Regions from separate parts of the Homo sapiens genome. Here region 1 is linked to region 2. A link is an interaction called in ENCODE POLR2A ChIA-PET data of the cell type or tissue named here. Cell type or tissue: Panc1. All regions are shown on one strand. Each heading gives the region's core, and the rest is flanking DNA. Links, peaks and the distances in the headings are about the cores only.

What was found. ChIA-PET counts read pairs that join two places held together with the same protein. Peaks named below come from ENCODE experiments on the same cell type or tissue, not always from the same donor. Only the 100,000 strongest peaks of a DNase experiment are listed, where the experiment ranks them.
Region 1: POLR2A ChIA-PET joins it to region 2 with 23 read pairs; 4 of 35 experiments call an interaction of 5 or more read pairs at or near these places.

The regions. Positions count from the first base shown.
Region 1 is chr21:18,019,971-18,035,677 of GRCh38, forward strand. It overlaps a transcript of CHODL not described here. Among named protein-coding and RNA genes, the nearest start is that of LINC03147, 140 kb to the left of the region's middle. In Panc1, for the core only: no CTCF peak of the experiment used is centred there; no DNase peak of the experiment used is centred there.
Region 2 is chr21:17,920,460-17,936,166 of GRCh38, forward strand. It overlaps LOC124905000 (a long non-coding RNA gene), which reads right to left and starts at 10,749. Exons shown (of 2, transcript XR_007067824.1): 1 at 10,324-10,749; 2 at 8,630-9,012. It also overlaps a transcript of CHODL not described here. In Panc1, for the core only: a CTCF peak has its summit at 10,806 (motif pointing left); no DNase peak of the experiment used is centred there.

The DNA of each region.
Region 1 (15,707 bases), core at 6,002-11,001, 99 kb after region 2:
AAGCCCAAACTCCGTGAGTCCAGGGACTCTTCTCTTTCTCTACTGGAAGGACTGGCAGGTCATATGGAAATAGATGGCATTGAATGATCCTTTTAAGGGAAGGATGATAGTGAATAATTACAAAGAATTACATGATATGAAGCAAATGGACTTCAAAGGTACTTTTTGGTTTTGCCCAAATTTTCTATTTTCCCCGAAGAACCAGTTTTGAAATTGTTTAGTTGGCTCAGACAATTACTCATTTGAAGTTTCACAGAGAATTTAAGAGAAAACTGTGGGTTGCTGGCCATCTAGGGCATCAATCTGCATCAGTTTAATTAAATTAATATGAAAAATTGTAGTCTAAGTCAAGGAAATTGAGGAGGTAAAAAGATACCTGTAAAATGACTGAAAGCTGCAAGCACATGTCAAATTATTTGTTTTGAAGTCATTTCAAATTGCAGTGGTACCTTCATATATTAAGCATAGTCTATTTGAACCACTATATTTAATTGCTATCCATCATTTACACCAAGTAATATGTGGTAAGGCTGAATTCCTCCTTTTTCTTTTGGCCTAATTTTGAGAGATGAAAACAATTTAATCTCTCAAAATAAATTTACACCTTTTATTCTTTAAACCCTTCAGTTCTTCTTCGCATAGAAAACACTGGTTTCCTCTTCAGTTTCAGTTGCCTCATTTTACTGCATTTGTTATAGACTGAATGTTTGGGTCTCTACAAAATATAGATGTTGAGGTCCTAACCCCTAGCTATATTTGGAGATGGGGCCTCTAAGGAAATAATTAATGTTTAAATAAGGTCATAAGGGTAAGGCCCTGATCTGAAAGAATCATGTCTTTATAAGATAAGATGGCTGGGCATGGTGGCACATACCTGTAATCCCAGCATTTTGGGAGGCTGAGATGGGAGGATCACTTGAGTCCAAGAGTTCAAGACCAGCCTGGCAAGATAGCAAGACCCCCTTCTCTCTATATTTATATGATGAGACACCAGAGAGCTTGCTTTCTCTTTCTTTTTGCATTAGGATGGAGAATTATAGAGAACTGTTTGGATCTGTCCGTTTTGAAATACTGACTTCTCCACTATAGACCCCTAGTTGAATATTAAGTGATTGGCTAGAGATATATATTTGGAAGTTGTCAGCATAAAAGAGCCTGTTAATACCATGGCCTTGGATGACATTGGTTAGGTCTGACTACTTAGGGAAGAGTTCTGAACCCAGAGATACTCTGAAATGTAGAAGTCAGCCACAGGAGGAAGTTCCAGTAAATGAGACCAAGAAGCAGCAGCCAGGGTAGTAAAGGGAAAATAAGCGTGTGTAATTCTTGAGGCTAAGTGACAATCAAGAGAGCTCTCATCCTGGTTTCAGTAACCCAGACATATGCATCGTAATTTGAGCTTTACTGCCCCCATACTCCTGATTATGTATTTTCTGATTCCAACTCTAGTCTACCTTGTCCAGCAAACAGTTTCCTTCCAGACTGAGAAAAGGTAACATGGGGCTTGTTCTTCTTTCCCCACTGGAGTGAAGTAGACTAGTTCACCTTAGCTCAAAGGACTTCAGATTCTGGATTGTATGTTAATAAATCATCTACATATTTCTTCACTTTGATCATCAGCGATATCAACTAAAAGTATCTTAATATATATTTTATATAGCTTAGCTGAGTGAGTAAATATGTAGATTTCAGAGTGACAGTATTAATAACCACAGTGATAATTAAAAATGTTTAGATGTTGTATAGTAAGTCTGTGTTTTTCCTACCACCTCATAGTGGAGAACATAAAAACAGCCCTTCATGAGTGGAAAAAGGGTAGGAGAATGTATGATATTGGAGGAAAAGAGAACCCAAGTCATTCCCCACAAAGGAATTTGTGTTCCTAAAACATCACTGCAAGAGTGTTATTATCTGAATATTTGTGTCCTCTCCACCTTAAATTCATATGTTGAAAAGGTAACTCCTAACATGATGTTACTTAGAGGTGAGGCCTTTGGGAGGCAATTAGGTTTAGGGGAGGTCATGAGGGTGAAGCCCCCGCCACCAATGCCCCAGGAAATTAGTGCTATTATAAGAAGTGATACCAGAGAGCTTGCTTCTCTCAGGATCACTGTATTATTTTCCTGGGACTGCTGTAACAAATCATCACAAACTTGAGGGTGTTAAACAGCAGACACTTATTCACTCACATTTTTACAGGCTAGAATCTAAAATCATGGTGTCAGCTGGGTTGTGCTTTCTTCAAAGGGTCCGGGAAAGATTTCCTCCCTTGAATCTTTCGGCTTCTGCTAGCTACAGGCTTTCCTTGGCCTGTGGTTGCATCACTCCAGTATCTGCCTCCATGGCCACATTGCCTCCTCTTCTGTCTCATATTTTCTTGTCTTTCTCATATAAGAATATTTTTCTTTGGATATAGGACACACTTGGATAATCCAGAATGATTTCATCTTGAGATTCTTGATTTAATTACATCTGCAAATGGGACAAGTTTTCAAATAAGATAACATTCACAGGCTCCAGGCATTTGATGTAAATATCTTTGAGGGGCTATTTTTTTGGTCTGCTACATTTCCTCTTTGAGATTTGGGTATCTCGAAATTAATCAATAGGAAGGTTTTAAGGAGAAAAATAGGCATTAGGGAGTCTAATTTTCCATTCCCCCAGCCACAAGTGTCTAGTTACTTTTGAGTAGTTAGATTGGTTGACTTTTCCAAGAAATCCTTCATGCCCATTATTTCACTCTTATTCCTTTATTCTTTTGTCATGGGAATGCTTTTCTAAACTCAATTCAACATGCAGTTAACTCATACAGAGAAACTCCTAGATGTTGTGTATTGTTCTAAACTCCAATGAGCATTATCTTGTTTAGTCTTCACAATAAACAGAGACACTTAGAGGTTACTTGCTCAAGTTCCTTTGGAACCCAATCTCTTGATTCCAACTTTAATGCTTTCTCCACTCCTCTTAAGAGATAAGCATGAAAGGGCAAGTTTTGGGAAGGAGAAAGGCAGGCACATGTTAAGCTGGTAACGGCTGTTGCCTAAATGCCTAATGAAAGATTTCATAGGAATGATCTCATAGTTATATGAGAGCAAGAATGGGTCATGGCCAGCACTGGAGTGTCTGTCTAAGAACACTTAAAGGAGAGATAACCCACCTACTTCACTAGTGTCCTTGGGTTTGGCCTATGTCAGGATACAGGTGGGTCTGATTGCTTAGCTGTAGCAACTGGCTGACACTAGCTGGGGATAAGGGGGTGGGGACTGGCTCACTACAAAGAGATTCCCCAGCTGGAGCTGCTCTCAAGGGGAGGTGGTGTGGGGGCTTAGCTGCTGTGAAAAACTGGGTGGCCAGTTGGTTGTGGTATGAGCCAGACTGAGAGGGATGTTATTTACGGGAGCCAGTTCCAGCTGGTAGTCATACAGGATGAGGCCACCCTGCAGAGATGGTAGCAGGCAGGGGTGGGAAAAGCGTGGGCCAGGGACCAGTGCTGAGCTTGGGTAACAAAAAGGATGTCGCGAACCCAATCAGGAATGAAGGGCAACTGAGTGTCAAATGTGTGGAGTTGTTGGCTGTGCATCTGGGTCCACTCTTGTTGGTAAAGAGGAGCCTGGCTGGGGCAGGCACGGTGCCTCATACTGTTCTGAGTTTGTCCCCTGGATTATCTTTGGCACAAATGCTTTAATTTGTTTTCTCCCCTTAACCAATTACATTGGTAGGAAAGTCATAGGCAGGTTTTATAGCAGTATTTACCCTTTACCCTGTATATGACCTTAATATTTTTGATCTACAAAATGTAAATATTTTTACATTCCACCTCTCTTTCTCATACAGAAAATGTGAGGATCAATAAAACAGTATACATATGGCTTTCCTGGAAAGAATTGCTATGGAATATAAACGCTTCTTGGAAAGGAGATGAAACGGCACAGAGTATCTGATTCTCAAAGCATGCAAAACTAGTGATTAGTTATGGTAAAAGAGAAGGCAAGAGACAGTCCCCCTATGAGAATAACTTTGGTTGACTTACACTGTTTTTACAATGTATTTGTTTACTGTGTTGAAATTATTGGCCAGAGATTCTGACATGAGTGTTTTTTATTTCCTGCATCTCCAACTAAAACTCCTCATTTCTTTTTCTTTTTTAAAAATTTTTTGCTGCAAGGACAAAAAAATGCTCCCCATTTCTTTTTTAATTAACTTAGTTGCTAACGAGGAGATTCAAAACCTAAATGTTTAGAATATATTTTGGAAATCCTTCTAACCATGATAATAAAGACGAGGTCTCACTTGTTTGCCTATACACTACTGGTATCCTATTCTTTCTTTGATTTTGAATGTTATATCCTGGTATAGATAGACCCGTGGGCATAACAGTGATGGAGAAAAGGTAGGGCAGGGCGCAAGTCCTGAACTTTGACCTAGAAATTCAGATGAAATAAAAATTCTAAACTGGTTTATTTAGGATCATATACATATGAAAACATAAAAAATGGGTATAATGAAATTTCTGCCTGATTCGTGAGCAAATCCAAGGATGTTCTCAAGTGGGAGCATTTTGCTTCTTTGCTTTCCTGCCTGACTGAAAAGAGGAAGTTCTGAAGATGGGAAGTCTATGGATGGCACTTTTCTGGAACTGGCAGGGTGTACCTGACATAGTGGGAAGGAGGGTAAAGAGTAGTGGCCAAATCCACTGAATCAATCCTTACCTCATTCTTTGATGATATCATGAAGCATTTCGCCAGTCTTTAGAAGTCCTGTTGTATTGAGTATCATCCTCCTAGAAAAGTCCACGCAGAACTGTAATGCCATGGGAGTTTATTTGGCTAATCCATAGAGGATGGTGGAGTTGCATTCTCTTATCAGAAATATACCTTCTGCACTCCCACCACTCATCGACCCAGAGAATTTTATATTATTAAATAGAATACAAGCCAGAACTATTTGCATTTACATTACTTAATTAATGTCGAGCAATCACAAGAACTGTGACTATATCTTGGGACTTATACCTGCTTGACCTAGCCTGCACACCAAAGTGATACCTTCCAGAACCAAAAGAACAAAATAATTTATGTTTCAATAGTTACAGAAAAAAGTGATTCTCAGTTTTTAAGGAGCTGTGTTGTTCTTGATTCTGCTAATCAGGTTCAGAAGTACTGAGTTTTAGATTCAAAACACCTAGCAATAAATTTAAAAAAACCAAAGATTTAAAAGTAGACATTTATGTTTCTTCTAAAAAATTATCAAATAAAATGCTAAAATATCAGACAGTCTGTGTCACTACTGGTCACTTGGCTAGCTTAACCTTATATATTAAACACATTAAACAATGTTAGTGGTATAAAACATATGCATACATTGTCATATTTTGCTCTATGATTATTAAGAAAAATAGAATGATAGAGGAAAATAATTGATGTGGTAGAGTCTTTATGAAAATATTTCTTTTTCTTCCAAAGCCCCTCTGGCTATCATCTTATTTTTATAGAAATGGCAGGTATCCATATTTTACAATAATTTTCTCAGAGATGGAAGTAAATCTATGTCCCTCTACTTCTTCGTTCGGTTTCAATACATATTTCATAGCATTCTTAATTTTCAAGATATGACATAATTTATTTTTTTATTTTTAGTTATTTTTGTTGCGTTAATTGGCATATTAGATTGCTAGGGCTGCCGTAACAAAATACCCCCAGACTGGATGTCTTTAACAACAGAAATTTAGTTTCTCACAGATCGGGGAGCTAGAAGGCTGCGATCAAAGTGTAGGCACGTTGATTTGATTCTGAGGCTTTAACTCTTTGACTCGAATATGGCTGCCTTCTCCCTTCATCTTCCACGGTCTTTCCTCAGTCTCAGTGTGTGTGTGTCTGTGTCCAAATTTCCTGTTCTTATAAGGACCCGAGTCATATTGGACTAGGGCCTACCCTACAGACCTCATTGTAACTTAAATACCTCTTTAAATACCTTATCTTCAAATGCTGTTACATTCTGACATACTGGGGATTGGGACTTCAACATATAAATTTTGGGTGACACGATTCAGCCCCTAACAATTGGTTTATTTCCAGCCACTGTAATATAGGTTTGGTGAGGTAAAGGATTTTTGTCTATTTTGATATACTAAGCACCTATATCAGTTCCTGGGACATAATAGACATGAAATTAGTATTTGCTGAATGAATAGATAAATGAATCGGTCAATGGATAAAACCAGTAAGTTGAGTGACAAATACGTCAACCTCAGAGCTCTCTACATCTAACAGATGCCACATTTGCTACTAAAGATCATTTGAACTTGAATTAGTAAGATTTGAACAGCCTTAGTTCTGCTTAGGCATATCAGTAACATTTGTGGGTAAAGCCTGTAATTAGAAATAAGTACCAAATAAAATGCATTAATAATTTCAAAATGAAGAATAAAAAGCACATCAACTGTGGAGGAGAAACAGAACAGTAGGGGTTCGACAAGCTTGGATCACTTTAAGGACAAAGATTTGTAATTAAAAATGAAGTGAATTTAATCTTTGCTGCTAATCACTCCTGCACTGTTAGCCTGTTTTCATCAAACTAATTGATGGCATATGGAACAGATGCATGGTGAGATTACAGCTCCACTTTATGGGAGAGTTATAACAAATGTGACTTTCCCTCTATTACATGCATTAACATTCAGAAAATGCACTCCTTTGCTTTCTTCACATGCCAAAATTGGTTCTTTTGTGCAAAGCTGATTAAAAGGAATCAAAAGATGTTTAATACACATGCAATCCATTTGATTATCCTAAGTCGTTTCTGGAATGCTATGTGCACTGTAATGTGGAGGGCGCACATTCTTAACTTCAACTCCACATGAAAGTTTGTAGACAAAGGTTAAACACAATCTTTACTTTTTTTTGACATATTTCAAAATTCATTTTTGAAGGATGTGATAGTTAAAGTTTTATAAAATTTGCGTCTTCTGTTTTTAGAAAGATAATTTAAGAAAGAAGCAAGTAATACCTTTAAATTTATCTGTCCAGGCTGGGCGCAGTGGCTCATGTCTGTGATCCTAGTGCTTTGGGAGGCAGAAGTGGGTCGATTGCTGAAAGCCAGGAGTTTGAAACCAGCCTGGACAACATAGTGAGACCCCTATTACTATGAAAAAAAAATTAGCTGAGTGTGGTGGCACATGCCTCTCATTCTAGCTACTTGGGAGGCTGAGGTGGAAGGATCACTTAAGGCCAGGAATTTGAGGCTGCAGTGAGCCATGATGGTGCCACTGTACGCCAGCCTCTGTGACAGAGTAAGACCCTGTCTCTAAAAAGCAATCGTAACAATAAATAAAAAAAACTCTCCAGAAATAACATGTCCTTTCATTAGTTTTTTAATAGCAATTATTAAACTAAATAGGTATGGATCTAAATAATTCTCTTCTAATTATAGATTTTGAAGTCATTGAAGGAAAGCAAAATACAAATTATTAATGATGATAATATTGCTCTGTAGTTACACAGAAGAATCACATGTGAATGACTTAAACTTTGGCATGATTCATGTATGTTAGATTTAACGTAGGTAATGAGCATTTCACCTTGAAATGAGTGCTAGGAAACAGGAACTTAGGTAAAGTGCGATGCCTTTTAATATTAAGCACTTCTCTGTTCTTTTTAGCTTGCTTCTCAATTTTGTACCTTGCTGTGACCCCCAGAGTGATTTCAGTTTGCTATAGACTGAATGCTTGTATCCCTTCTCAAATTCATATGTTGAAATTCTAACGCATAACGTGGTGGTACTAAGAGGTGGGGCTTTTGGGAGGTAATTAGATCATGAGAGGAGAGCCCTCATGAATGGGCTTAGTGCCCTGATAAAGCAATACAAGAGAGCTTGCTTCCTCTCTCTGTTCTCTACCAAAGGAGAATACAACAAGAAGATGCCCATCTGTAGACCAGGAGGTGGTCCCTCCCCAGAAACTGGATGGGCCAGCACGTTGATTCTGAACTTCTAGCCTCCAGAACTGTAAGAAATAAATTTCTATTGTTTAAGCCACCTGGTCATGACATACTGTTATAGGAGCTCAAACTGACTAAGACACAGTTCCTTTAAACAGTATCAATACAAATACAACAATGAAAGAAACCTCATATTTCAGTGTGAATTTAAATGTCATCTCTTTGTTGGGAATTTTTTTGAACAAGTAAATTAGCTATCTCTGTTATTCCTTATCACAGCACCTTATTATTTCCTTTAGCTCTTCCTCCCCTCCCCTCCCCTCCCCTCCCCTTCCCCTTCCCCTTTTCCTTTTCTTTTTCTTTTTCCTTTTCCCCTTCCTTCCTTCCTTCCTTCCTTCCTTCCTTCCTTCCTTCCTTCCTTCCTTCCTCTCTGTTTCTTTCTTCTATCTGTGTAACTTATTATCTATTTTTACAGGTAAGTTTCATAAGATCAAGAACTAGACTTGTTTTGGTTGGGCACGGTGGCTCACGCCTGTAATCCCAGCACTTTGGGAGGCCAAGGTGGGTAGATCACCTGAGGTCAGGAGTTCAAGACCAGCCTGACCAAACATGGTGAAACCCCATCTCTACTAAAAATACAAAAAATTAGCTGGGCGTGGTGGCAGGTGCTTGTAATCCCAGCTATTTGGGAGGCTGAGGCAGAAGAATCTGTTGAACCTGGGAGGCGGAGGTTGCAATGAACCAAGATCCTGTCACTGCACTCCAGCCTGGGCAACAAGAGCAAAACTCCATCTAAAAAAAAAAAAAAAAAAAAAAAAGAACTAGTCTTGTTAACTACTTTATCTCCAGTGGCTGGACAGTTACTACTGCATAATATACATCCAGCAAATATTTGTTGAATATTGTTGAATAAGTGATTTCAAAGTCACTTATTTAGCCCAGCCTGGTTCATAGACAGATATATGTTTTGTCAGTTAAGGTAAATAATAGCTGGCATACCTATTTTCAATGATAAAAATGAAAGTAGATTTTATAAATTCATTGTCTCTTTTTATTCCCTGAACATGGTCTGGTTTAGAATTGCACATGAAAAATTATGAAGTGAGCTTAGCATCTCATGTTACCCATTATGCTTTCTCTTTCTCACCTTCTTTAATTTCTTAGAGTTCTTATGGCCTCTTTAATTTTTTTCTAATCAAAGAAAATGAGGTGAGAAGTCACTTTCACTTGGGTGCGGATGAACCAATATCATCTCTCCTAAAGCAATAGATCTATTTATAGGAATCTCAGCTTTAAATAGCATGAGTGATAATAATTCATAAATCAGTCAGACTCTAGGCAATGTGTTAAACATATATATTGATGTGGGGGATGTACAAATTCCTACTTTAATTTATGGCATTAGAATCACACCTTGCTTGCAGGCAGACATTTTGGCCACATGTCTGACATTGTTTGAATATATTATGAAGCCAGATTAAACAATCCTTGTGTATATTTTAAATTTTTTAGAAACAGAAGAATGAAATGAGTTTCACTGAAGATAGATGTGTTATGAAAACATAAACATTTTGAAACTTTGATCAAAATAGTAATCTTTACTTGTTTTTATGTGCAAAAAGGCAACAATTTAGGAAACTTTGTATATATTTAACATGTATCAGGGATATTTTATCTATCTATAAATTTAGCTAAGTCTCTATCTGATTGTTTATTTCTAGTCATCTAGAATCTGGAACCTTCCTGTTTTGGGGGGAATCTCAGGGAGGCTCCACTTCCCACAAAGAGACAAAGGAGGTAGGCATTCCTGTCTCAATGCCCTAGCAGCTAGGGCTCAGGTAAGTGAGCCTCAAGCAAATGGATGTTCAAGCCCAGGACACTGAATCTTATAATTAATTAAAAGATTTTCAAGTTAGTGGGAACTATGGAGTAAAGTCCAGGCGTGCAGTAGTGCTAGTGAGAACAACAGGAAGTGTCCTGTGATAGCATTGCAGCCACATCATCTCTGGGACATGACCTGGCTGTGTTATTAGCTTTTATCCTCTCTTGGATCCTGGGGCTTTCTGAGAGGCTTCTCTAGCCCCCTTGTCAATTATGTAAGGTACTGGAGATCTGTGGCAGGCAGGCTCTAACATAGCCCCCAGTGATCCCTCCCCACTGATTCTTGTGCCCTCGAGTAATCTTCTCTCTTTGAGAGTGGGCTGGACCTAATGGCTAACTTCTAACTAATAGGATATGGCAAAAGTGATGGGATGTTACTCTTGAGATTAGGCTACAAAGAGACTGTGACTTCTGTCATCGGTGTACGCATTCTCTTGCCTACTCTAAGGAAAGCCAAATGACAATTTGGAAACGACCTTACAAAGAGACCTGCATGGCAAGGAACTACCTGGTTGCCAGTCCATGTCTGGACAACGAGCAGCATGGACCTGAGGTTTGTTAACTCATGTGAGTGAGCTTGGAAACAGATCCTCCTTCAGTTGAGCCAGTAGGCTGGCTAGACCTGCTAGGAGTCTTGTGAGAGACCTTTTGTCAGAAACACCCAGCTGAGCCATTACCCACAGAAACTGATGTCATTAACCACAGAAACTGTGACATACTATAACTGCTCGTCGTTTTCCATTGTTAAGCATTGGATAATCTGTTACATAGAAATACATAAGTAATTAAATGTCCTTCCAGAAAATCTCTCTTCTGTTTAAGTAAACTAGATTAGGTTTCTGTTGGTTGCAATGAAGAATGCAGAAATTGTTACTAGGAATAGAAATGGATGGGATCGGACTGAAGACAGTGGAAATCTCTTTAGGATTCTGGAAAAAAATCCTGAAATTTATTGTATTCAATAAGAAAACACTTATTTAAAATTTTAATCTGTGGTCAATTTATAATAAAGTACCCTTTGAAGGCAAAATTTGGGTAAATCCAGTGTTTGCTACCTTAGAAAAATAGTAGAGGTATGTGGAATTTAAAGTCATGTAGCAGGGTGGCTTTTTCTAATAATATTGGGCAGATCAGAGGAGAATAACCAAGGGTAAGTTTCTAGATTTTCAGCAAGGCATAGATGTTTTATGACTTTGCCAAAGATTCAACAACTGTTTGAAGCCATAGGGCTGAGTCAGTCAAGAACCAAATGAATAGTTTGATCTAATTAGTTACTAAATTAGAATGCAGTCAAAATTTTGGTTCATAATGGCTCTTATATGAAAACGGAAACTCAGAATTGGTCTGGCAATATCTAGGAAGATGTGAAGCCCCTGGTGAAGCTGAAACTGCCAACTCCACTGAACTTCTCATGGCAACCAATGCAGACCCACTTCCCCTATCTGGAAAAGTTGTTCTCTCTTTGCCTAAAGATGTCATAAGTCTTTAACCTGTGGGAGATTCCTTACTAGGGCAACTTGCCTCATTTTCACTCTGAAAATACTTTTAATTGTTTACTTAGTTAGCTGATTGGAACCTATATTTAACAGTGGCCCATATTTAATAAAAGAGATGTCAGAAATTCCTTGGTAATAATAGAGAAGAAGAAGCTAAAGAATTTCAGAAGGCTTAAGAAATTGGGGTAATTTTATCTAATATGACCCAGCTGGGGCAGGACAGACTTTATTTGCCAAAATTATGAAAAATAGATTTTTTTGGGGGGGAGAAAAATGCCATTACATTTGCCATTGGAAAGGGGCTTTGGAGATTGTTCTCTGTAGATCAGCATACTATTAAATGCTACAGGTATAACTGGTTCCTTGGTTGCAGTGGGGATGGTTGAATCCTGGAGAGGCAGAGGCCAGGCTTACTTGCATTTTGTATTAGGTAGAGGGGGATAAAATAGCTGTTGAGTCCACTAAGATTCTACTTGAGGCCCAATAAATTACACTATTAGAGAATCCATAGCCTTTTTCCTAATTACCAAAGGGATCGATCCAATGACTCAGCATCTATGAATGAAGAGAGTTCAAATTACCTTTGAGAAAAAACAAGTATATGCTGTGAACCTTCATCCTAGGATTCTCCAAATTATTCTATTTCTACTTGCCATCACAGTTGTATCATTTATATGATTTTTTGGCACTGCCTGTGAATAGACACTAATTTACAATGCTACTGCAGATTACCAGTCATAGTATGGGCTTATGGAGAGTCAGCTGATAAACAGAACTCAAACCAGGTAGGGGGAACTTGGGAAGATGTTAGCAAAGGATAAAACATTTAGTTAGAGAGGAGAAATAAGGTCAAGATATATATTGTACAACATGGCAACTGTGGTTAATAACAATGAATTGAATACTTGAAAATTGCTAGGAGAGTAGATCTTAGGTGTTCACACCAGAAAAATGATAAGTGTATGAAATAATGCATATTTTAATTAGCTGTATTTATCCGTTATTCAATATATACATGTTTCAAAATATGTATATCATAAATGTATACAATTTTTATGTATCATTTAAAAACATTTTTAAAAATAACATTAAGAAGTTAGGAAAATACAGAATGCATACAATAAAGTTCTGAAGGGGAGAAAATAGATTTTTGACCCAAACAATGCTGAATCACTAGGGAGTCATTGGAGATTAGTGCCACAATACAATATTTGAAAGATTCGGGGGAATTGATTCCTACCCCTTTCTCATTTATCTCTCCAATATGACTGGTGCTGAAGATAGATGACTTCAGGAAAATGACAGGTGGTTACCTGAAATGAAACTTCTGTTTCAAATGTGATCCCCTTACTGGAGCAAATCAATGTACCCTAACATCTGGTGTGCAATTACTTACTTGAAAATATTTTTCTCTTATTTCCTTTTTTTTCCCCACTGAACAGAAGATACCAGAACTTTTAAAAGCTAGCACTGTCTCTCCAAACTGTGGCCCAGAATTCCATCGACATGTAGTTTCACTCTATTGTTCACCTGGTGCTGATAGAACCTGGAAAGCAGTTCTCTTAAAGGTGACGGCATGACATTTGCATGGCATTCATTCACTTGAAAATAGCTATTGAGTGCTTATTTTGTGTTAGTTTCCTTTTTAGTATTTAAAACGTAGCAGTGAACAAAAGGGAACAAATTCTTGTTCTCATAAGCTTACATCATGGAAGGGAGAGAGTAAGTATAAACAAGCATGTGTATGCATCACATATTAAATTCTGATGAATGCTATGCAAAGAACAAAAACGGGAGTAAACGAGGTCAGAGGATGATACTTAATATTGGGGGTTAGGGAAGGCTGAACTGATAGGATGATATACCAATGGAGACCTGATGGAACAGAGAAAATGCAACACAAAATATTTTGGACAAGAAAGTTCAAAATTTAAGGAATAGGTAATGCAAAGACAATAAAAGCGGTGACCTGCATTTCACTGTGAACATAGCAGCTGGTACACTGAGTGAGGTAGGGATAAGGACAGAGGCAGGAGATCATATAGGTCATTGTAGTCTGTCTCTGAGTGAATTGGGAAATGGCTGGTTTTGTGCAGAAGTATGACATTATCTGACATATATTTAAAAAGAACCATTTATTTATTATTCTCTTCAGGTGGTATCAGAAACTGATTCCTCCCATAGCATCCTGCCACAAAATAATATTGCAACTTTAATTAATATCAATGTTTGGATTTATTTATGGTAAGATACCACTGGGTGACAGTCCTGTGACCTCTGACTGCAGGGACCAAATCATTATCACTTAGAGAATGAGTGGAACTTAATAGTTTACACCCAGCAGCAGAAATGTGGGAGTAACAGCCCATTGGCCTTTTTCAGTTGTCAAAGTTATGTTATGGGTATAGTAGGGTATAGCCTTGGATCTGTATAACTCTATGTTTCTGAAGAACTAGTGAGACAGAACCATTGAGAACATATTTACATGAGGGATCATTAAAATACCTGGGAAAGAACTCAACATAAGGGAAGAGAATCAAGACGCTCACACACAATGTGACTTCAGAGACCTCTCATTTAAAATAACATAGCTTAAGTTTGGCTGATATAGTCTGTACTATATTCTCACAAAAATACTTTAAAAATAGAAAAAAGAAAAAACCTTATAACATCTTAAGATAAGTTTGAGTATCAGCGTGATTTCAGAATCTGAAAGGAATTTCCACTGACTCTAAGGTATATGAAATTGAATTGAGAACCCTATGAGTGGCCCATCCAAACAATGACTTGGCAAGCTTGCCCACTGTTTCTCTTGTTCATATTATGACTGTGCTTTATTCTGGGAATGGCTATGCTTCTCAGTCATGTGTAGGAAATCATCTTATAAGATGATTTCTATAATATGTAATAATGGAAATGTTAGGAAACAAAATTTGTTGCATTATGTCATGCAAACTTTGCCTCCTTGGCACTTTGAAATCTGTTAGAAAACATAAGAGTTTCTCTTCTCTGTGCACCAGGTGACCTGAAATACATAGTAATTGATGTCGTCATCTTGAATATAAAAGACAAAGTGTGGTGCAAGTGTAGCCCTTCCAGGTCACCACCACCTGTCAGGCAGCAGGGCTTGGGAAGTCTTCCACAATCCACAGAATATGGACTAAGATTTATGGAATAGGATTTACTGGGGAAAGTCTACAAATTAAGAGCCAATAGGAAGGAAAGAAGCATACAGTACCTGCATTTTCTTCATGTCATGGAGTTAATGCCATGGCCTGGGTGGTCTAATAGAAGTGGAATATATTTGTATTAGCGTGGAGGGTCTCCATTCTCCTGTGATTCTTTCTTCTATTGGGTAAATGTGAGAACAACAATTGTCAGCGGGCATGCAATAGACTACTGGGTCAGCAGGCAATCTGAATTTAGAAGACAGCTTTCTATATAAATTGTCTGGGTAATCTTGAACCCCAGTACTTAGATAGTATGTGAGGTCTGTAGGAGACTGAAGTTCTTTCTCCAGGGAGGAAAAAGCCACCAGTAACATGAAAATTTGACTTTAGGTATATTCTCTTTGACTAGAGAAGGAGAGAAAGCCTCAGGCTCGCCACTTGTTAAGGGAGTTCAGAGAGACCTGGTTGCTGTACCACAGTAGGTCATCTCAGATGAGAGAAACAGTTATCAGACTCCCAGTGCATGACTCCAGACAGACCTCTTTTTGTCCACTCCCATTAAGATGGATTGCAGAGAACCTTAAGTTCTGTTTGGTCCTTTGCAACATTTCAGGGAGAGAGGTCTTACTAGCAGAAGATTGAAAAATCTGTTTTTAGATGAGCCTTTATATATGTCTGTATGTTTACTATTTTCTGTGTTCTTCGTTTCCTTGTGTAGACCCATTTCTCCATTTAGTATCGCTTTTCCTTCATTCTGAAGGACTTGCTTCATTTTGAAAGATAATTTGGCTGGGTATAGAACACCAGGTTGTGAGTTTTCTTTCTTTCAGTATTTTAAATACGTTTTATCACTTGCATTGTTTTTGATAAGAAAACTGTTTTCATTCTTACCTTTGTTTCCCTGCACATAGTGTTTTTTTCTCTGCTTTTAAGACTTCCTCTTTATAACTGGTTTTAAGCAATTCGAATATCATCTGCCTTGGTGTCTTGATATTTCTTGTGCTTGAAGTTTGTTGAACGTTTTGGATCAATAATTTGCAGTGTTCCTCGAATTTGGAATATTTTAGGCCACTATTTCTTCAAACAGTTTTTTCTTTTCCCTCACTTCTCCTTTGGATACTTCAATTTCATATATACTAGTCTACTTGAAGTTGTCCCACAGTTTGTTAATGTTGTATTACTTCTTCTTTTTCAGTCTTTGTTTACGTTGCAGATAGTCTCTAGTG
Region 2 (15,707 bases), core at 6,337-11,336:
CACAAGAACAGCCCAGAAAAGATCTGCCCCCATAATTTAATCACCTCCCACTGGGTTCCTCCCATGACATATGAGAATTATGGGAGTTACAATTCAAGATGGGATTTGGGTGGGGACACAGAACAACCATATCATATACTAAACTCACAAGTTGTTGTAAGGATTAAACAAGAAAATACATTTACATTTTTGAGACGGTGCTTGGCAGATAGCACATGCTCAATAAATGGTAGCTATTATTATTAACATTGTATGAGGATTAGCTGCAGTCAGTAGAGAGTGAGATCTATCGGAGTAAATACATCTGACTGTATACTGCTAGTGAGGTAGTCAGAGGCCCCACTGAAGACAAAGATAAGGATCTGAAGAACTGACAGCTTGAGAATAAGTTTTCATATTGTTCCAAGGACAATAAAAAGATGGATTTAATACAGGGAAGTTATATGATCACTTGCCTATTTTAGAAAGTTTTGCTGCCACTGTTCATGTCTTGCCTGTTCTTCTACAAGGTACATTTCCAAGCTCCCTTGCAGTTAGGGGCCATATACCTAACTTTTGGCCAAGGGTTTGTATTAGTCTGGACTCACAAGAGAAACAGGACCAATAGGATGGATGGATAGATAGATAGACAGAAACAGATTTATTATAAGAAATTGTTTCCTGTGATTATAGAGGCTGGGAAGTCCAAAATCTGCAGTGTGAACTGGCAGGCAGAGGCTCAGGAGAGTCTATGATGCCAATGAAATGTGAAGGTAGTTTGCTGAAGAATTCCCTCTTGCTTGAGGAGGCTGGTCTTTTTGTTCTATTCAGGCCTTCAACTGATCGGATGAGCCTCATCTATATTATGGAGGGCAATCTTCTTTATGCAAAGTTCACTGTTTTAAATGTTAATGCCATTCAGAAACATCATCTAAGTTAACACATAAAATTAACCACCAAGGGTGTGTTGGGCAGAAGTGATGTGTGCCCCTTATAGGCAGGGGGTCTAACCCTCTTGTGTACAATCTTCCATGCTTTCTTCCTTTGCTACTTGGCAGGTGAGAGGTACAGTATCTAGAATAGGATGTAAACTCTAGGGGGATGAAGGAGCCACTAGGAAGAAGGAAGCAAGTCCTTAAAAGATTAGGTGGAATAGACATTTATCCACCTTTGTCTCTCATTGAATTGAGACGTGTGAGAAATAGGCAGATGTTGTGTTAAGCTTTGGGACTTAGGGGTTGTTTATTACAGCAGTTAGTATATCCTGACTGATGAATCATTCTGGCAGCAGGGAGGGCAATGTGTTGACACAGGTTAAGGCTACAGTCAGGAAGGCCAGCTAGGAATTTTTGGTACAAGTCCAGGCAAGAGATAATGCTGAGCTGGACTAGGTTGATGCAGCATGTGGACAGCAGATGTTTAAATTAATCATACTGTGAGTAGTAATAAGCATTTAGTGCTTTACCAAATTATCTCAGTGAACACTCCAAATTTCTATTTTTTCCAAGAAAAAGAATAAATTGACAGATTGTCCAGATTTATTCCACAATAAAGGAAAGTTATGAAATATGATGCTATTTCTGGTTTCTTATTTACAGTTAAGTTCATGTTCAACTTAACCAAAAGAATCTTAGGGAAAGTTGAAGTGATAATGCTTAATTAGGAGGTACATGGCAGTACAGTTAGAGTGAAGAAAAGAAGAAGTGAGACAGAGAAGTCTAAGAAGCAAATTCAAGGTGATATACCAAGTGGGCCACTGCTTATGGCTCTAAAAAAAAAAAAACACTGTACCTCAGAACAACCCAACAGATGGAAAATTGTGGGGGAAATTTATCTGTGAGCTCACTCATGTCTCCTGTCTCCTGTTGGCTAAAGGTCATTCCAGAGAAAATTTACAACATTGTTCCACTGCTTTAGAGGTGGAGCGAGGCCCAGAGATTCTGGATGTCTGGACAGCCTAGTATGACTTGCTGTGGCTGCAATTACTACAGAGAAAGCAGCCAATGGCCCACAAAATAGATGAGGCTGAAGAATCAGAGGAGACACTCAAGATGGGTTGATAAATCTGGTTTGGAACTCATCAGTGGTAGCTCTGATAAGGTTGTTAGCACACTTATCTATGAAGTACTTTAATTAAATAAAGGGTTATTTAATTGCCCATGTAGTGTGATAGTATTACTGCTATTTATGTGGAAATTAAACACAATAACAACAGCAATGTTTTACATTAGATTTCAGGAATGTGGGGTGACATTCCTTATGAGGTCTTAGCTTTAAGTTTATTCTTTTACTGAATGCACTGAGATGTAGCTCCTAAAGGTTGCGAACTCTGAATATCTGAGACAGGTCTCAGTTAATTTAGAGAGTTTATTTTGCCAAGTTTGAGGACATGCAGCCGTGACAGCCTCAGGAGTCCTGAAGACACGTGCCCAAGGTGGTCAGAGCACAGCTTGCTTTTATTCATTTTAGGGAGACGGGAGACATCAGTCAACATATGAAAGATGAACATTGGTTCCTTCTGGAAAAGTGGGACAATTGGAAGCAAAGGTGGGACAACTTCAAGCAGGGAGGGGACTTCCAGCTCATAGGTAGATAAGAAACAAATGGTTACATTCTTTTGAGTTTCTGATTAGCCCCTCCAAAGAAGGCAATGAGATATGCATTTATCTCAGTGAGCAGGGGTGGGGGTTGGCTTTGAATAGAATGGGAGGCAGGTTTGCCCTAAGTAGTCCCAGCTTGACTTTTCCCTTTAGCTTAGTGATTTGGGGGCCTCAAGATTTATTTTCCTTTCACAAGCTTTTCCATTATTTACAGCAGACTTTGTCTTTTTCTGCCTCTTTTTTTTTTTCCTGCCAAAGTCTGCATTATCACCATAAATGCTGACAACTGCCCTATGAGGTAGGTGTAAGCATGGGCTCAATTTTACAGATTTGTAAAATAAATTAAAAAAAGTAAAAAGATGTTAACAACTTTCCCACAAGATCTCAGAGGACATTTTATATAACATTTTCCCTAATTCTTCAGTTTTTTTTTTTTTTTTTGAGACGAAGTCTCGCATTGTTGCCCAGGCTGGAGTGTGGGGTCACAATCTCGGCTCACTGCAACCTCCGCCTCCTGGGTTCAAGCAATTCTCCTGCCTCAGCCTCTGGAGTAGCTGGGACTACAGGTGCCCGCCACTATGTCCAGCTAATTTTTTGTATTTTTAGTAGAGACGGGGTTTCACCATGTTGGTCAGGCTGGTCTCAAACTCCTGACCTCGTGATTCGCCCACCTCAGCCTCCCAAAGTACTGGGATTACAGGCCTGAGCCACTGTGCCTGGCCAGTTCTTCAGTTTTATACAAGTCCCAAAGGCCAGGAACAAAATACTTGTTCTTAAGTAGCCCTATAATTTAGAAAAGGTGCCAAACTACTCATGTGGAACTAGAAAGATGGCAACACAAAGATAGCTTTAAACAATCACTTACTTGAGTTTTGAAACAGGTTGAAGTCAAAGAAGCTGAGAGTCAGGAATTCTTTGGAGAGTGTTGTTGACATGCTGTTCTTCCCCTCTCCCTTTCTTTGGAAGAGAAGGATGTTGAGGAACGTGAGGGTCTCTTGGAGTTTGAGGGATAGAGTGTCTGATATTTGGCTCATGCCTGAGGAAGCTAAAGGTGAGAGGCTGTGGCTGGAGGTGCCTCTGCCCGGTAGCACCATACAAAGTGCTAAACAGGGAGCAAAGGCATGTACACAAGGGGGAGAATAAAAGTAGCATTTCCTGTGAAAGCTGTGTGAATGCAGAAAAGAGAGCTGGTCAGCATCCTCCGCTGGAGTATAGCTGATGGTGAAGGGACTTGAGGAGAGAAATGGGCAGCCAGAAGCCCAAGGGCCAGCAGGAGGGAGCAGTAAGTAGCCTGTGGGAGGAGAGGCAGTTGGTGCACTCTAGTGCAAAGGTGTCCGAGGGCTGTCTCCAAAAACCCTTTATTGGAGAATCAGCCTTGGAGACCGGAGAGAAATGATGTGAGATCACAACTGTGTCACCATGGAGCAGCTGTGCACTTTCCTGCCAACTCCTCTTCCCTGGGCCTGACCTAGCAGGAGAGGAGGTGAACAAGGAAGAGAAAGGAAGCCAGCTTCATCCTATTTGCCCATTGCAGGCTTCCAAGTCTGAAGCTGGGAGAGAAGAGAAGTTTTAACTTGAAATGAGATTGTCATTATACAATTAGTCGGGACTGTTCTGACCTGGACTTTTTATTATCTGAAATCTCTAGACTGAAGGACTTTTTAGCTGAACATAACATAAAAATCAATAATACATGCTTGATATTGCATTCAGGGTAGAAATTAATAAGTCTACAGAAATAAGTTTTTCTTTTTTGTACATTGTCATCATATCCACCTTGTAAAACCAAATAGGTGCACTGCTAATCATTCTGTTATATTACCACAGAGCTTGTCCTTATCTGGCTCTGTTAAAAAAATGCTACATAAGAAGACAAAGACACCAATCAATGATCACTCATTAAGCCTGTGGTCTGAATTAGTTAATACAGTTGGGAATCAGGATTAAGACATTCTAAAGGCAAATATTATAAAAAGAATAGTCTGGAACATAAGTCACTGGAAGTTTAGGTTAAAGAGTGCATTAGTGAGCAATCTGGGCAGCCAAGCTCAAGGGAGGGGGCACTAGTGGCCGTGTGGGGTGGAAGAAAGGAAAGGACACACCCCTGAGGAGAATCCAATCTGCGTATGAGCAGCCTCTGTAAATTCCACCTGATGCGACCTCTAGTGGTCACTCTAGTACCATGCTACAGTGTGCATATCCAAAATTGTGACCAGTCCATAACATGAAAGTTGACTCTCAGTTTTCACAGGTTTAAAATTTTAGAACTGTGCAGGCAGAGAGCTCTTAATACATATTAATGGTTTGATTGCTCAGGTGGAGAATGGGTGAAGATGTATGCACCTGGGCCAGTTTCCTGATAGCTGACTTTCATGCTGAGTGTAAATTTGGCCACACATTTGAAGTGTCAGAGGGCAAATAGGAAAGAATTAAATAACTCATTGATTTCTCAACTGACCTTTGGCATTATTCATAAAGAGTACATAGAAGGCTTTGAATAAATGCTTGTTGAATAAATAAACAAGGAGCTACTCCTTATGGAGTTTGCTTTTTCATTGTCATGAATTGGGAGATTTAAATTATAGGAACTTAGTATGTTAACATCCACAAATTTTAAATTCGCCTGCGAGTAAAAGGATAAATTTATTTATAATAGATTTGGATGATTCCTATTTTTGTTATTTTATTCATTACATTTTATACAGGCAATCCAGGACTATAAGTGAGCCACACACTTTCTGAGTTCCTTTGAGTAAATGACTATTCCATGTTGGTTGTCCAGAAAGGTCAAATAGTGGACCCAATATCTTTTATTGGTTATTTTCAAAGTTTAGTAATGTAGTGATTATAAGTTTCTTTGAGATGTTTATTCTTTTTCTTTGTTTACTCATGAGGATATAATTTGAGATGTTTAATAGACAATTAGTATTTCAAAACTTATTTTAATTTGTGGTTTAATTAATAGTAATTTAATTAGTTCCAATAAGCATAATGAGAACATAAAAACTCTAAATTAGTAGGTGTAATGATTCTTGTCTTTCCTCAAGAGGGCAGCAAAACCGCACTGCTCAGTTCTCAAAGATCAGGATGAAAATCTTAAAAAGCTGATACACAGACAGCTTTCATATTAGTCCAACTAATTAAACATAACATGTGTTGATATTTGTATTGCCATTTTACAAAAGTTTAGCTTTTCCTTTATGAAATGAAAAAAAAATTTAATTCTTTGTTTTAGGTTAGACAACAGAATTATACTTGCCTAGGGTCTCAACACACATTGTTTACACAAGGACAAATGATTAAGTAAGCTACTGAGGGTAACAAATAAATAAGGTGGGTTTTTTTTTTTTTTTTCCTGAAGTGTATTAGTCCATTCTCATACTTCTATGAAGAAATACCTGAGATTGGATAGTTTATAAAGGAAAGAAGTTTAATTAACTCACAGTTCCTCATTGCTGGGGAGGCCTCAGGAAACTTATAATCATGGCAGAAGGCAAAGGAGAAGCAAACACCTTCTTCACAGGGCCTCAGCATGGAGAGATGCAAGCAGGGGAAATGCCAGATGGTGATAAAACTATCAGATCTTGTGATACTCACTCACTGTCACGAGAACAACATGACAGAAACCGCCCCCACGATTCATTTACCTCCACCTGGTCCCGCCCTTGACACGTGGATTATAGGGATTACAATTCAAGATGAGATTTTGGGTGGGGACACAGCCAAACCATATCACCAAGTTACTAAAGTGATCGTACTTGAATACAGTTGGGAATCAGGATTAAGACTTTCTAAAGGCAAATATTATAAAAAGAATACTCTGGAACATAAGTCACTGGGAAGTTTAGGATAAAGAGTGCATTAGTGGGCAATCTGGGCCATTTTGGAAATTGCCTTTCTATAATCTATCCTAGGTAGAAAGACCTTTTAAATACACAGACACACACACACACACGCACACACACACAGACATACACACATATGTGTATGCATATATGTATATGTATGCATATATGTGTATATGTATGTATATGTATATCTGTGTGTATGTATGTATATCTGTGTGTATGTATATATGTATATATGTATATATATGTATATATGTATATATGTATATATATGTATATATGTATATATGTATATATATGTATATGTATGTATGTGTGTGTGTATATATATATATCCCAGAGTTGAAGAAAACTTGAATATTGGCTCCAGAAAAATAGGGAAATGAGAGGGAGTTGAATATACCCCTGCCCACACGTATAGAATGGAATTTGGGCATTTCCTAGGCAGATTATAGATGAGGTTTGTCTTTAGCGCTTATAACATTGTCTTTGATATCCTCTCTGTTCCTGGCTTGCTACGTGCTGTTCTTATATTTAGAAGGTGGTCATATGGTCCTGACAGTTGTTGCCTAATAGTGGTTCAAAACATTTCTTTTCTGTGGTATATTTGCATTTAATAGAGGACAGGAGAAGGCTGGAAGATTTTCAAGGCATAAAGGAATGGACTATAATGGATCCTCAGAGGCCTGCATCCTGCCCTGGGGCTCCTGCTTTCATTTTAATAGCAGCAGCTGTAGGGTGGGAACAGGGAGACCAGCACCTACATGTGCCACAATGACCAAATCCACCACTGTTTCTGCCAGAGGGAGGTACGAGTGGGCCATTCACCTTATAGCTGCCTGCCTCCACTGCTCATGCTGATAGAATATTCTGATGGACCATAGAGTTGGAGCATTTGGTCCATAGTAGGTTTATCTTTTATATATAGTAGGCTTCCAATAAATAGTTGTTAAATGAATAAAGACCTCAAATGATAAATGAAAGATGTAGCTGCTCTTCCACCTACGCAACACACAGAATAAAAATCCTCTTCCTTTTTGTGAGGTTAACTAACTTTGATGGAGAAAAATTTATATTGTTACTGGAAAGGGTACAGGTATATTCAGCTGGAAGCATTTGATGATTCTTTGTTCCATTATATTGAATAGGTTCACTAGGGTTCAAAACAGGTTCAATGGCATGGTGGCCATCATAAACAAATTTAAAGTTCGAATTTAAGGGTTGTTCTCATCTTTCAAATATTTAAAGATCTTGTAAGAATTAATATTTATCAAGCACTTATTCTTTGCAAATCCCTATGCTAGTTTTGTTTTGACATTTACTGCACAGTATAAAAAGAATAAACTATACTCTTGTCTTCAATGAATTTATAGTCTCCCTGGAGTTCCAAGACTAGCACACATGAAAACATCACTAAAGAAGGTACAGTATAGATCATTAATGCAAATGAGTAAGTGCCATGTCCCGGGATTAAAAGGGTTCTGAAAAGGGAAAGTCAATAAGAGGTAGAGATGCTGGGGGAAGGCTACCCAAAGAAAAAGGACCTTGAGGTGACTCCTAAAGTACAGGTAGAGTTTGGATACAGAGACAAAGCGGGGTGTCCTAGGAATAACAGCTGTATAAAGATGTAAGAAGTGCTGAGCATGGTACGTTTTAGAAAACAGATTAGAAAATAACTGCAAATTGGGTAACAGTGGGGGCCAAAGTTGGAAAAGTGATTAGGTTTTTAGAATTGAATCTAAAAAAAAAGATGAATTCTATAACATTATTGAGTAGGAGAACAATGAAAGGATAGCCATGTTTCCAGATAATTAACCTCCTTACTTCCCCTGCTGTGGAAACCAAGTCTGTAGAATAATTGGAAGGGGAGAAATGTTTGGGGTGATTAGAGGATGGTGGGACCAGTTTACTTCTTAACTGTGAATACTGTACTTATTGAGCTGAATTATATTTTCAAACGTATACAATAACATTTTAATAATTTAGGCTTAGAAATAATAAATCTGTATTTCAATTTTTATTCTAGGATAGTATTAGTGATAGATTCCAATCCCTGAACTTCATGCAAGTATCATAGTCACTAGAAATCCACTTAAGAGCTGAGATCCATTGGTGGTACATTTTTATTTTTTAGTAAGGAGCTGTTTCTAATGTCAACACTGGTAAACTAATGGTTTGTTGGAAGAAAAGACAGCCAACATATTCAGTCAAGAACATTTTACTTGTTCCATGTGAAAATCCATTATAGAAACAATTTCTTTTTTTATCCTGAAATAAACATATATTGCAGAAACAGACACAGGATATTTTCATGCCTCAAAGTAATGTCTTTGGCTAGTTGCTATTGAGTACTTTCATGATGTGAATATCATCACTAACAATTCATCAATTCTAAACTAGATTTCACTTAAACTTGCAAATTTACCATTTTAATGACATATTTAAAAAGTTTTTTGAAAGAAAAAGTACAAATAAAAGTAAAATAAGGGCTTCTGGTTCAAGATGGCTGACTAGAAGCAGCTAGTGGGTTCCTCTTCCATGGAGATGAATCAAAATAGTAAATATTCACACTTTGAATAGATCATCTAAAAGAGAGAGCACAACGGAATTCATCAGAGAAGTGATGGGAATTATGGAAAGCAAAGAAAGGTGAAGCCATGCAGCCTGCTGAGCTGGGATTGGTATGGAGCCAGGAGTAGCTCCCTGACATGGGGAAGGGCTGAGTGAGCAACCCCTGGGGCCCCACTCCCAGTGTGGATTTTCACAATCCTAGCGATGGGAGAGCTCCCTGAACCCCCCGGGGCCTCCAGTCTAACACAGGGAACTTGCCCGGAGATTGCGCAGAGGCACTGCTTCGGCCCACATGGAATTCCACAGGCTTTTCATTCCTGAAACGCTGCAGCCTGGTACCAGCTGCTGTTGCAGTGCCAGGAGGGAGTGGGGAGGGAGTGGGGAGGCCAAGTACTTTTGCACACCCCAAAGATGTGTATCACGGCTGCTGCTGCTGCAGGGTAGAGGAGCAAGCACATTGAGCACCCTTGCTTTCACTGTTCCCGCTAAGGGGGACCTGCCTTCCCTAGGCTCACAGTACAGCCACCTTGCTTCTGCCTGAGCATTTTGGCTGTGGCCTGGCACCCTTCTGAGAGCCCAGCCCCCAGAGGCCTGCAGTCTGCCCTGGGGATCCTGCTGCTGTTGCTGCAACTGCCACCACCACTGCCAGGCCAAGGAGGGAGTGGGAAGACAGGACACCTTTGCACACCTCAGTGGTGGATACCACCACTGTTTCTGTGGGAGGAAGGTGTGAGTGGGCCAAAGGCCCCACAGCTGTTAGCTTTCACTGCTCTCACTGAGCAGGGCTACCCCTGCCTGTGCATTTTGCTGTTGCCTAGCACCCTTTTGAAAGCCTAGCCCTCAGAGGCCTGCATTCTGCCCTGGGGCTCCTGCTTTCATCTTATTAGCAGCAGTTGTAGGGAGGGAACAGGGAGACCAGCACCTGCATGTGCCACAATGACCAGATCCACCACTGTTTATGCCAGAGGGAGGTATGAGTGGGCCATGCACCTTGTAGCTGCCTGCCTCCACTGCTCATGCTGATGGAATATTCCGCAGCTGCCTGAGTGGTCTGCCTGCCCTTTCCAAAGCATTCTGCCAGCAGCCTGGGGGCCAGCCCACCCCTTCCTATCACAGCCAATACCTGAACTGTGGGAATTTGAAGACATGTTTGCTGGTCCGGTCCTGGTTTAGTCCCTCCAGGACTCATGCACATTGTCCAGAGAGCCATTTAGGAACCTGAGGATTAGGGGATTGCCTAGCCCAGTGATGGCACCTGTTCATTCCCTCTGGGGTCTGAGGTTGAACTAATCCAATCACCTGACACCACCACAGAGGACTCCCACCTGCATGTACTGTAAGGCAGAACCATTCCCCCTCTCTCTATGAAGCAGCAGTGTTCCTACACTGGAGAACAGGAGAGCCACAAAGTTGTCTGTATTGAGCTGAGGGAAGAGATTCCATGCTGAAGCCATTCCAGTGAAGAATCACGGGACAGGTGTTTTCCCTGGCTTTCGGTGACATTGTGGCCTGGCGTTAGATGACAGTGTCTGCCTGAACTGAGAGTCATCAGCCCTGGCACAAGGGTGTGATACAGAAAGAGACTGTGTTCCTGTCTGCCCAGGATGTGGAGCTGGTGGAGCCCCCTCTCCAACTGCAGCAACCTTGGCACATTTCACCAGGAGCTCCCTCAGTCACTCCCGTCAGAGCTGGTGCCTGTGCTCCTCATTGAAGTATTCATGGGTGAGCTTGGTGTTTCTGTTCCTCCCAATAAACCGAGATCAAGCAAATACCCATCTGCTTCTGTGACAGACAGCTTTTTCCCATAAGCACCACCTACTGGTCTGGAGGTTGAACTGCAAAGCCCGATACAAAACATGCTAACAAGAAGTACACAAGGCTAAAGAATAAAAGCTAAAGGACGCTACTCAACTTATACTATAGTCACACTGTCATGGGGAAAATAATCCCATCTAAATGAAAGTAAATAAAAAACAAGAAGTGACAGCTTCTCCAGATGAGAAGAAACCAGTATAAGAACTCTGGCACCATGAAGAAGCAGTGTTGAGACATCCCCAAAGGATCGTACTAGCTTGCTAGCAATGGATTCTAACCAGAATGAAAATTCTGAAATTACAGATAAATAATTAAAAATATGGATTATAAGGAAGCTCAATGAGGTCCAAGAGAAAGTTGAAAACCAATGAAACAAAATCAGGAAAACAATGTAGCATATGAAAGAAGAAATAGATATCTTAAAAAAAGACAGGCAGAACTTCTGGAAATGAAAAATTCACTGAAGGAATTACAAAATACAGGCATGAATGAAACTGGGCCTCTATCTCTCACCATATACAAAAATTAACTCAATGTGAGTTAAAGACTTAAATATAAGACATGAAACTATGAAAATCCTCGAAGAAAACATGGGGAAAACTGTTCAGAATATTGGCCTAGGCAAAACATTTATGACTAAGAACTCAAAAGTAAATGCAACAAGAACAAAAATAGACAAATGGGACTTAATTAAACTAAAAAGCATCTGCCAGCAAAAGAAGTAATCAGTGGAGTAAGCAGACAGCCTACAGAGTGGGAGAAAATATTTGCAGACTATGCATCTGACAAACAACTAATATCCAGAATCTACAAGGAACTCAAGCAACTCTACAACAACAACAATGACAAACAACCATATTAAAAAGTGGGTAAGGGATACAAATAGACACTGCTCAAAAGAATACAAGTGACCAACAAAGATATGAAAAAAAGGCTCAACATTACTGATCATCAGAAAAGTGCAAACTAAAACCATAGTGAGATACCATCTCACATCAGTCAGAATGGCCATTATTAAAAAACTGAAAAACAGCAGATGTTTGTGAGGATGAAGAGAAAAGGGAACACTTATACACTGTTTGTGGGAATGTAAATTAGTACAACCTCTGTGGAAGACAGGATGGGTATTTCTCAAAGAACTGAAAGTAGGATCTACCATTTGACCCAGCAATCCCACTGTTGAGTATCTACCCAAAGGAAAATAAATCATTTTATCAAAAAGACACCTGCACTTGTATGTTTATTGTGACACTATTCACAATAGCAAAGTCGTGAAATCAGCCTAAGTGTCCATCAATGAATGATTGGATAAAGAAAACGTGGTATATATACTCCCGTGAAATGCCACTCACTCATAAGAAAGAATAAAATCATGTCTTTGCAGCAGCATGGATGGATTTGGAGGCCATTATTCTAAGTGAAAAACTGCAATGGAAAATCAAATACTGAAGGGGTGCGTTGCCCCTCCACACCTGTGGGTGTTTCTCATTAGGTGGAATGAGAGACTTGGAAAAGAAAAAGACACAGAGACAAAGTATGGAGAAAGAAATAAGGGGGCCCAGGGGACCAGCGTTCAGCATACGGAGGATCCCGCTGGCCTCTTGAGTTCCCTTAGTATTTATTGATCATTCTTGGGTGTTTCTCGGAGAGGGGGATGTGGCAGGGTCATAGGATAATAGTGGAGAGAAGGTCAGCAGATAAACACGTGAGGGAAGGTCTCTGCATCATAGACAAGGTAAAGAATTAAGTGCTGTGCTTTAGATATGCATACACATAAACATCTCAATGCCTTAAAGAGCAGTATTGCTGCCCGCCTGTCCCACCTCCAGCCCTAAGGTGGTTTTCCCCTATCTCAGTAGATGGAACATACAATCGGGTTTTACACTGAGACATTCCATTGCCCAGGGACGGGCAGGAGACAGATGCCTTCCTCTTGTTTCAACTGCAAAGAGGTGTTCCTTCCTCTTATACTAATCCTCCTCAGCACAGACCATTTATGGGTGTCGGGCTGGGGGACGGTCAGGTCTTTCCCTTCCCACAAGGCCATATTTCAGACTATCATATGGGGAGAAACCTTGGACAATACCTGGCTTTCCTAGGCAGAGGTCCCTGCGGCCTTCCGCAGTGTTTGAGTCCCTGGGTACTTGAGATTAGGGAGTGGTGATGACTCTTAAAGAGCATGCTGACTTCAAGCATCTGTTTAACAAAGCACATCTTGCATAGCCCTTAATCCATTTAACCCTGAGTTGACACAGCACATGTTTCAGAGAGCACGGGGTTGGGGTAAGGTCATAGATTAACAGCATCTCAAGGCAGAAGAATTTTTCTTAGTACAGAACAAAATGGAGACTCCTATGTCTACTTCTTTCTACACAGACACAGTAACAATCCGATCTCTCTTTCTTTTCCCCACAAATACTACATGTTCTCACTTATAAGTGGGAGCTAAACAACAGGCCCACAAGAACATACAGAAAGAAATAGTAGGCCGGGCGTGGTGGCTCACACCTGTAACCCCAGCACTTTGGGAGGCCAAGGTGGGTGCATCATGAGGTCAAGAGATTGAGACCATCCTGGCCAACATGGTGAAATCCCATCTCTACTAAAAATACAAAAATTAGCTGGGCATGGTGGCATGCACCTGTAGTCCCAGCTACTCGGGAGGCTGAGACGAGAATCACTTGAACTGGGGAGGCAGAGGTTGCAGTGAGCCGAGATCGAGTCACTGCACTCCAGTCTAAGTAACAAGAGTGAAACTTTGTCTCAAAAAAGAAAAAAAAAAAAAGAAATAGTAGTCACTGGAGACTCCAAAAGTTGAGAGAGAGAGTGAGGGTCGAAAAATTACCTATTGGATACAATGTTCACTGATTAGGTAATGGGTACATCAGAAGCCCAAACCCCACCACTATGCAATATATCCATGTAGCAAACCTGCACATGTACCCCCTGAATCTATAAAAATAAAAAAAAAAAACACATTCTCAAAAAACAGTAAAATAAAGTAGAACACATGAAAGAAAATATATCACAAAGTGCTGAGAATAGAAAAAATAACATCCGAAAGCTCTAGAATTTGGGGTATTTCACCACTTAACACAATTTGGTAAATGACAATGGAGAGCTTTTTAATACTCAGTTCACATTTTGTCTGTCTTTCACTCTCTCTCTCTCTCTCCCTATTAGTATAGAGTGTTTTCATAAATGTTTTAAGCTTGGGCTTATCCTCAGTCAGGGTTCTTTCTTCCTTCTTTCCTCCATTGTTATTCAAGCCATTGTTATAATTTGATTTTGTTTTCTCTCTGTGTCTTAAAGTGTATTATTTTTGCTTTTCCAACTGCAAAACAATAGTTGCATATTTTTTGGTCCCTTTAAGTTTTTATTATAACGTTTTTCATCCCACCTCTTCCTTTTATAATGTTAAATGGCAAAATGTCTATAATATTTAAAAATTTGCTTCCTCCCATCATCCTAAATATCTTATTTTTTATTATAAATAGACAAATTTATGTGCATATGTTTTGTTTGATTTTGTTTTCTGAAACAAATTAAAATTTGTATGTTCAAAATAATGTTGTGATATGAATACTGCAGGTGTTATTTCTATTTTGGGACTGAGAAGTTAGGCCAATAGACACCTATTTATTGAACTTCTTGAAGGATTCCTGGGCAGCCCGCAGTGCTAAGGGGAACAAAAATATAATAAGTACTAGGGATATTTTAGGAATATTTCCTGGCACCTTTTTAAATTCTAGTATTTGCAAATATCATGAGAGAATATTAATTTCCTCATATACTTTATTCCTGGCAGCCAGGAGAGTTGAAAACAATAAAGCTCTATTGAGAGACTGGACTGTCCAAATTGTTAGATTTTGGACCTGGCAACACCCACACCACCACCTAGTATTTCTTGAGGGTTTCATATATGGCAGGTACTGTTATAAGGACTTTTCATTTATATACTTATTTATTCATTAAAATAGCTATATGATATACACAGATTATCATAATCATTGTCATTTTATAAATAATAGGTAATGTAGGAAAAAATGGTTAAGTAACTGCTAGTGGCCACTCAGTTGGTAAGTGGTAGAGCCATGAATTTGAATCCAGGTATTCTAGCTTGAGAACCCACAGTCTTAACCACATATACCTTCCATTACTCCGTATTTCTTTTCCACAGCTCACAAGCACACTCTGATTAGGGGATGACTCTCTTCTGGTGTGCGTTTAGACAAATTGTACATTGTTTCATGGCAGAGACATTTGGGATTGTTTTGAAATAAAAATGAATAATTTAAGTGACAAATGTCAAGAATTATCTTTTTTAACAAAATACATTCAATATAGTTGGATAAATTAGATATATAGATGACATAATTGATGCACAAAGTAGAAATATCTATACCAGCAGTGTATCCTGATATATTAAATCTCTAAAGAGTGTAGCATGGAGAATAATTAGGAAAGAAAGGATTGGAGAGAGATTTGGAATATATGCAGAGAAAGATTGTATCTTCTGAGGATGTTGAAGAGTGTGTAGGTTTTGAAGAAGTGATGGGTGCTGATTGAGGTGATGTAAGGGATAGAGAGAAGAGCACGAAGACAGGAGTGCATACACTATTTGAAAGCAATAAAAAGTGATGAGTGCCACATCTAAGCAAGGTGTTAAGCTCTGAATTGCAGTTTGCCATGCTTTCTTTTCCCCTTTCTGTGAGCCTGGCAATTTTTTAGACAGGGGCTGCTTTATCAGCTTGAATTGCAGGGTGAAGAAACATGAAGCAGAGTCTTCTGACAACTCATTATCATATCGTAGAAATAGAACTTTCTTATTGTTAGCCAGGAAGATTTTTGTGGAACTTATTAATGTAGCATTTTCTACCTTATAACACTGGTT